2 separate regions of the Mus musculus genome follow, and region 2 is linked to region 1. A link is a loop called in an ENCODE intact Hi-C map of the cell type or tissue named here. Cell type or tissue: gastrocnemius. All regions are shown on one strand. Each heading gives the region's core, and the rest is flanking DNA. Links, peaks and the distances in the headings are about the cores only.

What was found. Peaks named below come from ENCODE experiments on the same cell type or tissue, not always from the same donor. Only the 100,000 strongest peaks of a DNase experiment are listed, where the experiment ranks them.
Region 2: it touches region 1 in a loop (5-fold over the local background); 4 of 42 quality-filtered maps call a loop at or near these places.

The regions. Positions count from the first base shown.
Region 1 is chr11:115,124,006-115,129,065 of GRCm38, reverse strand. It overlaps Cd300lf (CD300 molecule like family member F), which reads left to right. Exons shown (of 7, transcript NM_001169153.1): 2 at 2,614-2,955; 3 at 4,689-4,818. It also overlaps a transcript of Rab37 not described here. Among named protein-coding and RNA genes, the nearest start is that of Cd300lf, 7.5 kb to the left of the region's middle. In gastrocnemius, for the core only: no CTCF peak of the experiment used is centred there; a DNase peak (open chromatin) is centred at 2,538.
Region 2 is chr11:114,984,893-114,989,952 of GRCm38, reverse strand. It overlaps Cd300ld (CD300 molecule like family member d), which reads left to right and starts at 67. Exons shown (of 4, transcript NM_145437.2): 1 at 67-182; 2 at 2,309-2,650; 3 at 3,732-3,858. The coding sequence starts at 143. In gastrocnemius, for the core only: no CTCF peak of the experiment used is centred there; no DNase peak of the experiment used is centred there.

The DNA.
Region 1 (5,060 bases), core at 1,583-4,082:
TCACACGGATGGAAAATTAACTTAAGTAACATATACCCATTGTAATGGTTAGTGTCGAGTGGATTGGTAAGTGTCCAAGAGACTAGGAAAGAGTATCTCTGAGGTGTGTCTGTGAGGGCATTTCCCAGGGATCAACTACTGGGGAGACCCACACTGATGGGGGTAGCCTCATCCAAAGGACTGGGGAGCCAGATGGGTAAGGGAGAAATGACAGTTGGTATAGCTTCTCTCTCTCTCTCTCTCCCTCCCTCCCTCTCTCTTCTCCCTCCTCTTCCTCTCCTCCTCCTCTTCTCTCTATGCTATCTCTTTGAGCCCTCAGCACCCTTCTTCCTGACTGTCAGCACGTGGGCCACTTGCTCCGTCACCTCCTCCCTGACACGATGAGTCAGAAGTCCCCTTCACTTCTCAGGTTGATTCTGTCAGATATTTTGTCACAGAGGCAACAACAAAAGGCTAATGTGTGTCTCAGCTCAACCTCAGAACTTTTTTTGTTAAGGACAGAAGGGAAGGAAGCAAAAATGAAATAGAAAACTCTGCCTCATAAGGACAGACAGCACACGTAATGAAACATGTGATCAGCATAGGTTAACTGAAGAATATTTATTTCAAAAGTGCTAAGCTACCTTCCCCCTCCTTTCTCTGACTTACTTGTGCCTGTGTGGGCCGTGTGCATTCCTGCCAGTGACCATGCATGTGGACGTCAGAGGACAGCTTTCAGGAGTCAGATTTCTCCTTCTACCACGTAGGTCCTAGGGATCAAGCTCAGGTCATCAGGCTTGTTGGCAAGCACCTTTCCCCACTGAGCCATCTCACTAGCTCCCAAAATTATTCTCAAAAAGGAACATTTCAGGGTACCCCAAGTCTTTCAAAGGTGAGGAAGCAGAAGCAACCCCTGTCGCCATCAAGAACGCTCCGAGGCGGGACAGTGTGAAACCGGAATGGGATGGACACCAAGGTCAAGGCAACAGAATGGAAAAATCCATCTGGATATCTCAAGTTTGCCTTTTTGTCAAGTGCACCCACGCAGTTCATGCAGACAATGGGACCTGTGTGTGAGGGAGGGGCCACGGAATATAGAGACCAGAGTCATTCATCCAAGGCGGGTGACTGTAGGAGCCCACTGGAGTCTCCAGCAACAGCCTCTCAGGGCTATTAGATGTGGCTTTGCCTGACTTCCTCGGGGTGTCCGGGTCTAAGAGTCCATGTCCTGTGGACATGGATCTTCTGATCCTACCTCTCTACATCAGCATAGCATGGGGATCATTGTAAGAGGACCTTCACAGATATATGGATTTGGTACTGGAGAGATGCCTCAGTTGGTAAGAGCAGTCATTGTGTGAGCAAGAGGGCTTGAGTTTGGATCCCAGTCCCCACCTAAAAAGCCAGGCTGTGGTTGCTCATGTGCCTATCACCCAATACTGTGAAGGGTAGAGACAGGGATGACTGGCTGGGGCTTGCTGGCCGTAGCATAGCTCTAGATGCAGGTGAGAGACTGTCTCAAAGGAATAAAGCAGAAGGCTTTTAGAAAGATGGCTCAGCCATTAAAGAGCACTTGTTCTTACAGAGGACTCTGGTTCATTTGTCAGCAGCCACACAGTGGGTCACAATCACCTGTAACTCCAAGTCCAGGGGGTCTGACACCCTCTTCTGGCCTCTGAAGGCACAAGGCCTTCATGTGGTACACAGATATATAAGCAGGCAAAACACCCATACACATAAAATAAAAATAAATCTTAAAGGGGCTGGAGAAATAAAAATAAATCTTAAAGGGGCTGGAGAGGTGGCTCAGCGGTTAAGAGGACTGTCTGCTCTTCCAGAGGTTCTGAGTTCAATGGTGGCTCACAACCATCTGCAATGGGATCCGATGTCCTCTTCTAGTGTGTCTGAAGACAGCTACTGTGGACTGATATAAATAAAATCGATAAATTAAATAATTCTTTTAAAAATAAAAAAATTAATCTTTAAAAATAAAAGTATAAGGCAGAATAATAGAACAGGGTACCTGAGCCTCCCTCTGCTGTTTGGGTATTCACTTAGCCTCATGCATTAAACATGCATGTGCATACACACACACACACACACACACACACACACACACACACACACTGGGGGGAATAACTGGTTTTTGAGTCAGAGTCTCACTATGTAGCCCAGGCTAGCTTTAAATTCATGGCCCTCCTGCTTCAGCCTCTTGACTGATTGGTTTGTGTGTGTGCAACACCACACCTGAATGTTGTTTATGTGGTCGGGGGAGGGTAGATGTTAGGAATGGAAGTCACGGTCTCACCCACACTAGGTTCTCTATGTAGTCCTGGATATCTTGGAACTTGGTATGTAGGCCAGGCTGGCCTTGAACTTAGAGACATTTGCCTGTTTTTTGTTTACTAAGTACTGGAATTAAAGCCTGTGCCACCATACTTGGTTGTAATTGTTTTCTCCAGAATTTTCTTGGCTCTTCTGACACAGCAGGATGTCGAGGGATGGCAGGCAGCCTGTATTGGAGAGGAGGTGTCTATCCTTTGACCACTATTCAATTAAAGATGCTTTTGGAATTGGCACTATGCCCCACCCCTGGAGGAGGAGATCAGTGGTCCATGCATTTGTGTTTTCCAGGCTGCTGCACGGCTGAGGATCCAGTCACAGGTCCAGAGGAGGTGAGCGGTCAGGAGCAGGGCTCCTTGACAGTGCAGTGCCGATATACCTCAGGCTGGAAGGATTACAAGAAGTACTGGTGCCAAGGAGTTCCTCAGAGATCATGTAAGACTCTTGTTGAAACCGATGCATCAGAGCAGCTGGTGAAGAAGAACCGTGTGTCCATCAGGGACAACCAGAGAGACTTCATCTTCACAGTGACCATGGAGGATCTGAGGATGAGCGATGCTGGCATTTACTGGTGTGGAATTACGAAAGGTGGACTTGATCCCATGTTTAAAGTTACTGTGAACATTGGCCCAGGTAAGAGGTGTGTGAATATCTCTTTAAGTCCCCATTCTGGTCTCTCAGGTCTTAGGAATTAGCTGTTGCTCAATAGAGCTCTTGCATGGTGGGGGAGGTAGAGTTCTGAAATCCCATATACCCTTGATTGCTTGGGATTAGAAGAGGCAGGTTTTCTCTCTCTCTCTCTCTCTCTCTCTCTCTCTCTCTCTCTAAATATTTCTTTCTTTCTTTTAGTGCACTGATGTTTTGCTTGCATCTATGTCTGTGTGTGTGAGGGCGCCAAGCCCTCTGGAACTGGAGTTACAGCCAGCTGTGAGTCACCATGTGGATGCTGGGAATCGAACCCCGGACCTCTGGAGAAGCAGCCAGGGCTCTTAACTGCCAAGCCATCCCTCCTTCTCCTCTTTCAAATATGTCCCGACTCCTGGAAACTTCGTGCACTTTCCCCTACTCTTCACTGCACAGCTCCATCTGGAGTCTACTCCAGGAGAGGACAGGGCGGTTGTTCCCACCTCCAGTTCACAGGCCAAAGATAACCACTTCCAATGGTTCCCAGTCTCCGGCTCCGGCCAACGCTTTCCTTGAGTTCTGTGGAAAGTTCGCCTTGCTCTCTGAGGAGCTCCAGGTGTTGCCTTCACCTGATGCTGTTCTCTGCCCCTCTCTATCCATCCCAAGGGAAATGGTACCAGCTTTAGTTCTGGTGTTGTGGCCTAACTTGCAAGGTTTAGAAAAGCCTTCGCACACAGTTGCATTTCTGGAGTCTTCAATGTCCAGAGGATGCCATTTGTGCTCATTAATGATGTTCTCTTTGAGAGTCCTTCTAGAGTGCAGAGCTCATGCTGGTGGTGATGGTGATGGTCGTGGTGTGGCATTGGTGGTGGTGGTGCTAGCTCAGAGGTCTTGGTGTATAGGCTTGGAAGAGTTTCTCTCTTGGGTTCTGCTCGGCAGCATCAGACAGGCAGTACCAGGTCAGAGGGCACTTGGAGGATAGCGGTAGCAGATGAGAGCAGTCAGTCTGCCATTACCAGGACTCCCTGAGGTTCAGTATGGTGCAAACCTGGCATTAGCCTGCTGAACCCTGACAATGCCCTGGGAAGAGGGTTGTTCTTATTATTGAAGCTTCTTAATTTGTCCCGAGCAATGTGTCTTCCTGACTAACAGGATTTTCTTTTCGCTATTAAAGGATGTTTATTTATTTTATATACATGGATGTTTTGCCAGCACACATGTAATAATGTGTACCATGTGTGTCATGTGCCCACAGAGTCCAGAAGAGGGCATCAGATACCCTAGAACTAGAGTTACAGATGGTTGTAAGCCACCAGGTGGGTGCTGGGAACTGAACCTGTGTCCTCTGTAAGAGCATTGTGTGCTTTTTAACAGCTGAGCCATCTCTCTTTTGCTCCAATATTAGCTGTTGACCTTAAAAGTTTCAAATCTAGGTTATGTTAGCAACTCTTCAAGTTCCCTGTCTCTTGGGGGGAGGCATTGGCTGAGGCATGTCATAGCAGGTGAGGTACATGGCTGTCCTTGCTCACCATCCTCCTGAGACTTTGTTCCAGCCCTACCTGCCTCAGAGGCTCCGGCTTCTCTTAGAGACCAAGAGGCTACTGTAGACCAGCTATACTGCTTGCCATAGCTTTGCTCCAGGGTCCTCTGGCTGGGAGGGCTCACACTCCCTCACAGGTGCAGAGCACGTGCATGCCGTGAGTGGGTGGCTGGAAAAGTGTTCTAATCTGTCTTATGCCAAGCAATCCAAGTACCCATTACAGTGCCAACCATGCCCCCCATCACCTCCACCACCACCATCTTCACAGTGACAACCACAGTAAAAGAGACCAGCATGTTTCCAACGCTGACTAGCTACTACTCTGATAACGGGTAAGTCGTTTTTGGATGCGGCTGTCTTCTGTAGCCCAGTTAGGCCAAACTCTTCCGACAGTCTCTGAAGTCTCAGGCTCTGTTTGTAGAGATTGAAATGCTGGCCCTCCCGACCCGCCTTCAGTTCCCAGGGAGCCCTAATCCTGGAACAGAAGGTGGCTTTTAGGTTTGCCGGTTCATTTGTTCATTCATTCATTCATCCCACGATAACCAGAACTAGTTCCTTTCTGGTAGGCATTCGT
Region 2 (5,060 bases), core at 1,395-3,894, 140 kb after region 1:
CTGTATGCAAAATTGAGAAATTTTGTCAAGGAAGTTACTGAGAGAAGTGAACAAGAGAGACCTAAAGGCAACTCAAGCTGAGCTGCGAGTCCTCACAGGGTCCTGACATCTGTCGTCAACAAGGACATGAGAGGAGACGACCATGTGGCAGTTCTCTGCTCTACTCCTATTCTTCCTCCCAGGTAAGTAGCAAGGGCTTTAGACACTTCCATGTCAGTGGTGAGGGCGACCAAGACGGTCTGTTCTGTGTTAGAGAAACCTGGCTGATCTATTCACCAGCTGCTTACCCCTAAAAGAAAAGGCAAGTTTTTTGACATCTTGTGGATTCTATGTGTACTGCAGAAAAACAAATTTCAAAATAAAAAATAAAAATAAAAGCCAAAAACAAACCTTCCAACCCTAGCTGCTCCACGAAAGCCGATGAGTGAGTGGATGAACTAATTCTCACAAAATGTATTTTGGGTTTCATGTTTGGCACATGCAGCCTAGGATGCCCCTGAACTTGTGATCCTCCGGACTCCACCCTCTGAGTGCTGGGGTTTCTAGATGCAGCTCCATCTCCCGTTCTGCTGTGAGCTTTAGTTGACACAGTAATGAATACTTACAGGGGCTGGGTGTGGTGGTGATTACCTTTAATGCCAGCACTCAGAAAGCAGAGGTGGGTGGACCTCTGTTGGTTCAAGGCCAGCCTGGCCCACATTTTGAGAAAACCTGATGGAGTACAATGTGGCTTTTTCACAAGTTTGTACAAGATGTAGTGATCAGATCAGGGTAGCTGGGCTTTCATCAGTCATTTGTCATTTCTTTGTAATCTTGTGTATGAGGTATTTTGAAATATTCTGTTGTCAGACATATTTTCATCTCTCTCATACAACACTAAAAGTTGTCATTCTCATCAAATAATAGATACCCCTGTGTCCTACAAACTCTATCTCTAATTGCAAGCACTCTCCTGTCTTCCCTAATACCCTTCCCAGGCTGATAACCTCTTTTCTATTTTCTACTCCTTTGAGGTTAACTTTTGTTCTTTTGAGAAAAAATGTGTCTCTGTGATATATGTGTGAAAATGTTTGTGTGTATGTCTCTCTGTGTGTGTACACACATGTGCATGTGCTCTCAGGTGCACACATGGGTGCACACATACATGTGGAGATTGACACTGGATCCCTTTCTCTAACACTCTCCACCTTGTTTATTCAGACATGGTCTCCCGCTGCTCCTGAGCTCACAGATTCAGTCTATCTGGCCTGTGATCTCCAGGATCCTCCTGTCTTTCGGGTTACAGACACCCCCACCTCACCTGGCTTTCTACCAGGCAGACCCATAGTCTGCAAAGATTCCCACACTGCAGGCTGTCTCTCCATGCTGTTGGTTGTGTCCTTTAAGTTTAAAATAATTACATTCAGCAATTTTTTGTTTTCTAACTTGTGGCATTAGGAAATGTTTTGTTGTTGAAGCCAATACCCTGAAGAACTTTCTTTATACTTTTTCTTCCTCCCTCCCTCCCTCCCTCCCTCCCTCCCTCCCTCCCTCCCTCCCTCCTTCCTTTTTTTCTTCCGTTATGTCTTTCCTAAGAGTTAATAGCTGTATCTAGACACAACAGAAGAGGGCATCAGATCCCCTTACAGATGGTTGAGAGTCGCCATGTGGGTAGTGGGAAGTGAATTCAGGACCTCTGGAAGAGCAGCCTGTGGTCCTAACCACTGAGCCATCTCTCCAGAGCCTGCTTTATCATTAAGCAGGTATTTGGAATTTGTTGCTTGTGCATGCTGTGTAAGCCCCTCACCAACAGTGCTGCGTCCTCAGACCTACCCAGGAGCTCTGGGACTCAGATTCCACGGATCTGAAGGACAGCACAGGGTCTGCGTGCTGTGAGCTCTGCACCACATGGAGGTCAGATTGCTTGGTGTCATTTTGGTCAGCCTCCAGGACATCTATCCCAGAGACTGCTGGAATGACCAATAGTGGTTTCTGTGTGGCCATAGGATGTGTCTTCTACAAATGACCCTCCTGAGGGCATTGGGTCTGGAAATGAAGCTATCAGTGGACATGGTCTTCTGACACTTCCCCTATTCCAGACATTGGTCATTGTCACCATTGAATCTTGTGAGAGCTATAACTGGGTTCTTCAGCCCTTTTGTCTTAGTCTTTTTTTCTTTTGTTAGTTTTATTTTCTTTTGAGGCTTTAACCAATAGGATAAAAATGCTGATCTGCCTTGGGAAAAGGGAAGCCTTTTTCTGGTTGTTATTCAGCTCATGAACTCTACTTGGCTCAGTAGGAGATCAGTGGTCTGTTTGTGTTTTCCAGGCTGCTGCACGGCTCAGGATTCAGTCACAGGTCCAGAGGAGGTGAGCGGTCAGGAGCAGGGCTCCTTGACAGTGCAGTGCAGATATTCCTCATACTGGAAGGGTTACAAGAAGTACTGGTGCCGAGGAGTTCCTCAGAGATCATGTGATATTCTTGTTGAAACCGATAAATCAGAGCAGCTGGTGAAGAAGAACCGTGTGTCCATCAGGGACAACCAGAGAGACTTCATCTTCACAGTGACCATGGAGGATCTGAGGATGAGCGATGCTGGCATTTACTGGTGTGGAATTACGAAAGGTGGACCTGATCCCATGTTTAAAGTTAATGTGAACATTGACCAAGGTAAGAAAAAATTCCAGAAAATCCTGGTTGGGGTTCAGCAGGATCAGCAACCCTTGTAAAAAAAAAAAAAAAAAAAGTCTTACTAGAAAAAATAAACTGAGTCTACTCTACTTGTTCTGTTTTTTCCAAGAAAGAGAGTGAGGTGGGGAACCCTTGTCTCCTTGTATGCCTGTCTTAGATATTCTCAGTCCTACAGATCTGTGAATTGAACTCAGAATCTCACCTGTGCTAGCCAAGCGCTTTGCCACTGAGCTAACGTCTCTTCCTGAGACCCCGCTGCCCCCTATAACATAACATAAAGGAAGCTGCAGAACCTTTAATTCTGGGCAAGATTGAGTAACAAGGATGAGGTTTATGTCTTGCTTTAAACAACTACAACAAAGAAAATAGACAAAATTGGAGCTGGAGAGACGGCTCAGAGATCAAGAGCTCTGGTTGATGATCCAGAGGACTGGATTTCCTTCTCAGCATCTACATGGTAGCTTGCAGTCATCTGTAATTCATTTTCAATGGATCTGACAGCCTCTTCTGGCTTCAATGGGCACTGCAAGTGCATGGTGCACACAGATACAAGAGAACACCCACACACATATACAAAAAATTTTTCTAAAAAATGAAATAAGCAAAATATGCAAAACTGAAGTGTTTCTGCATATGGTACACCAGGCAGTAATGGGTGTGCTCTGAAGGACGTGAGTTTTAAAGAGAAGCTGTTTCTTTTCTCCATAAAATCATCTTTCCTTAGAGAAGAATGAAAGTGTTAGGCCTGGTGGCGCACACCTTTAATCCCAGCACTAGGGAGGTAGAGGTAGACAGATCTCTGAGTTTGAGGCCAGTCTGTTCTACAGAGTGAGTAGTGTATGATTTGGGGTTACACAGAGAAACCCTGTCTCCAAAAACAAACAAATAAGAAACAAGCATACAAATAAATAAAATATAAACAAACAAACAAATAAAGTCAGTAAGTCCCGGATGGTGGCTGGAAATTGAGCCCCTGAACTCATAGTGGAAAGAACTTAACACCATTCGCAGAACTGGATTATCCACAGGAGGACTAAACCATGATCTCTTCTATCTCCAGCCCCAAAAAGTTCAATGATGACCACCACAGCCACAGTTCTGAAATCCATACAACCAAGCGCTGAGAACACTGGCAAGGAACAAGTGACTCAGAGCAAAGAAGTGACTCAGAGCAGGCCCCACACCAGGTAAGCAGAGCTGCACCCTGGCAGCTCCTTCCCACTGGGCTGACCCTGTGGTCTCTCCCGGGGTGGGGTGGGGGCTCCTGATAGAACATAAATGCCCAGGAATCCTGGGATTCAAGAAAACCAATTATTTCTTGACAAGTATATTACAAGCATTATTTAACATGGCTATATTCTTTTATCTGAATACCAAATTAGCCTGTCCATATGGTCATTTTATTTGCTAACCTCAGTCCCTGTCCTGTAGAAACACTAGGGCTGGCAGATTCTCCTGAAAGCCTGAGGTGGGCTCCCAGTCCTTTCACCTTTTAGTACACCAAGGCTCCCCTTCTAAGCCTCAGCTGCAGGAAGGTAAAGTCCTCACCTGAGTGACAGGAGAGACTGAGCACAGCTTTTGTGTCTCCCCTGTGTGTGCCCCAGTGGGCAGGACAGAGGGCCACAGTTGGGTCTCCACTGAATAGAAGAGATCTCTCTCCCATCAGCTTCAGGTTTCAGCCTATAATTAAATCTCCTTGTTCCTATCCATCTCTGCCAAAACACAATGTGGGGTGGGGGTGGGGTCTCCACAGTGCAGAGGAGGAGTGGGAAATTGGAGACTGTGGTGTGCCTGGATGATGCCTGTCACTCTTGAAGGTGTCCAGAGGATTTTCCAGCACTGTAGAGCTACCTTGGCCTAATTTCATCATGGCCTGTTGGGGTCAAGTCTCCAGGTCAAGGACACAGATAAACCACAAGCTAAGTTAAGGCATAAGCCACCTCTCTATTTCTCCCTCAGAATTGTCCCTCAGGTCTCATCCAGTCCCCTGTCCTTTCTACTGTGTTCTTTCTGCTCCCTGAATATCAAGTTATACAAACATGTCTCAAAGCCTCCCACCTCATAGGCTCTCTCATGGATTTTTTTTTTTTAATTCTTTCTCTGCTAGGGCATTGGAAGTGTTTTTATTGCTTGTTTGTAAGTGGATAAAAACTTAGTTATCAAGTGACAGAGGTTCCAGGTTCCAGAAATGTAGAGTCCAGGAGAGTGTGAAACACGGAGAGACCTCAGTCCTTGGAGACATTTCAGGACACTGGATGGTCTGCCAAGATTCACTCTCGCGTCTCCAGGAACATGTTGGGCTAGCTGTGACTCACAGAGTATCTGCAGTTGTAGATGCTTCCTTCCCATCAGCTGAGGATGGCCTCTTGTTTTACCAAAGGAGAAGCCA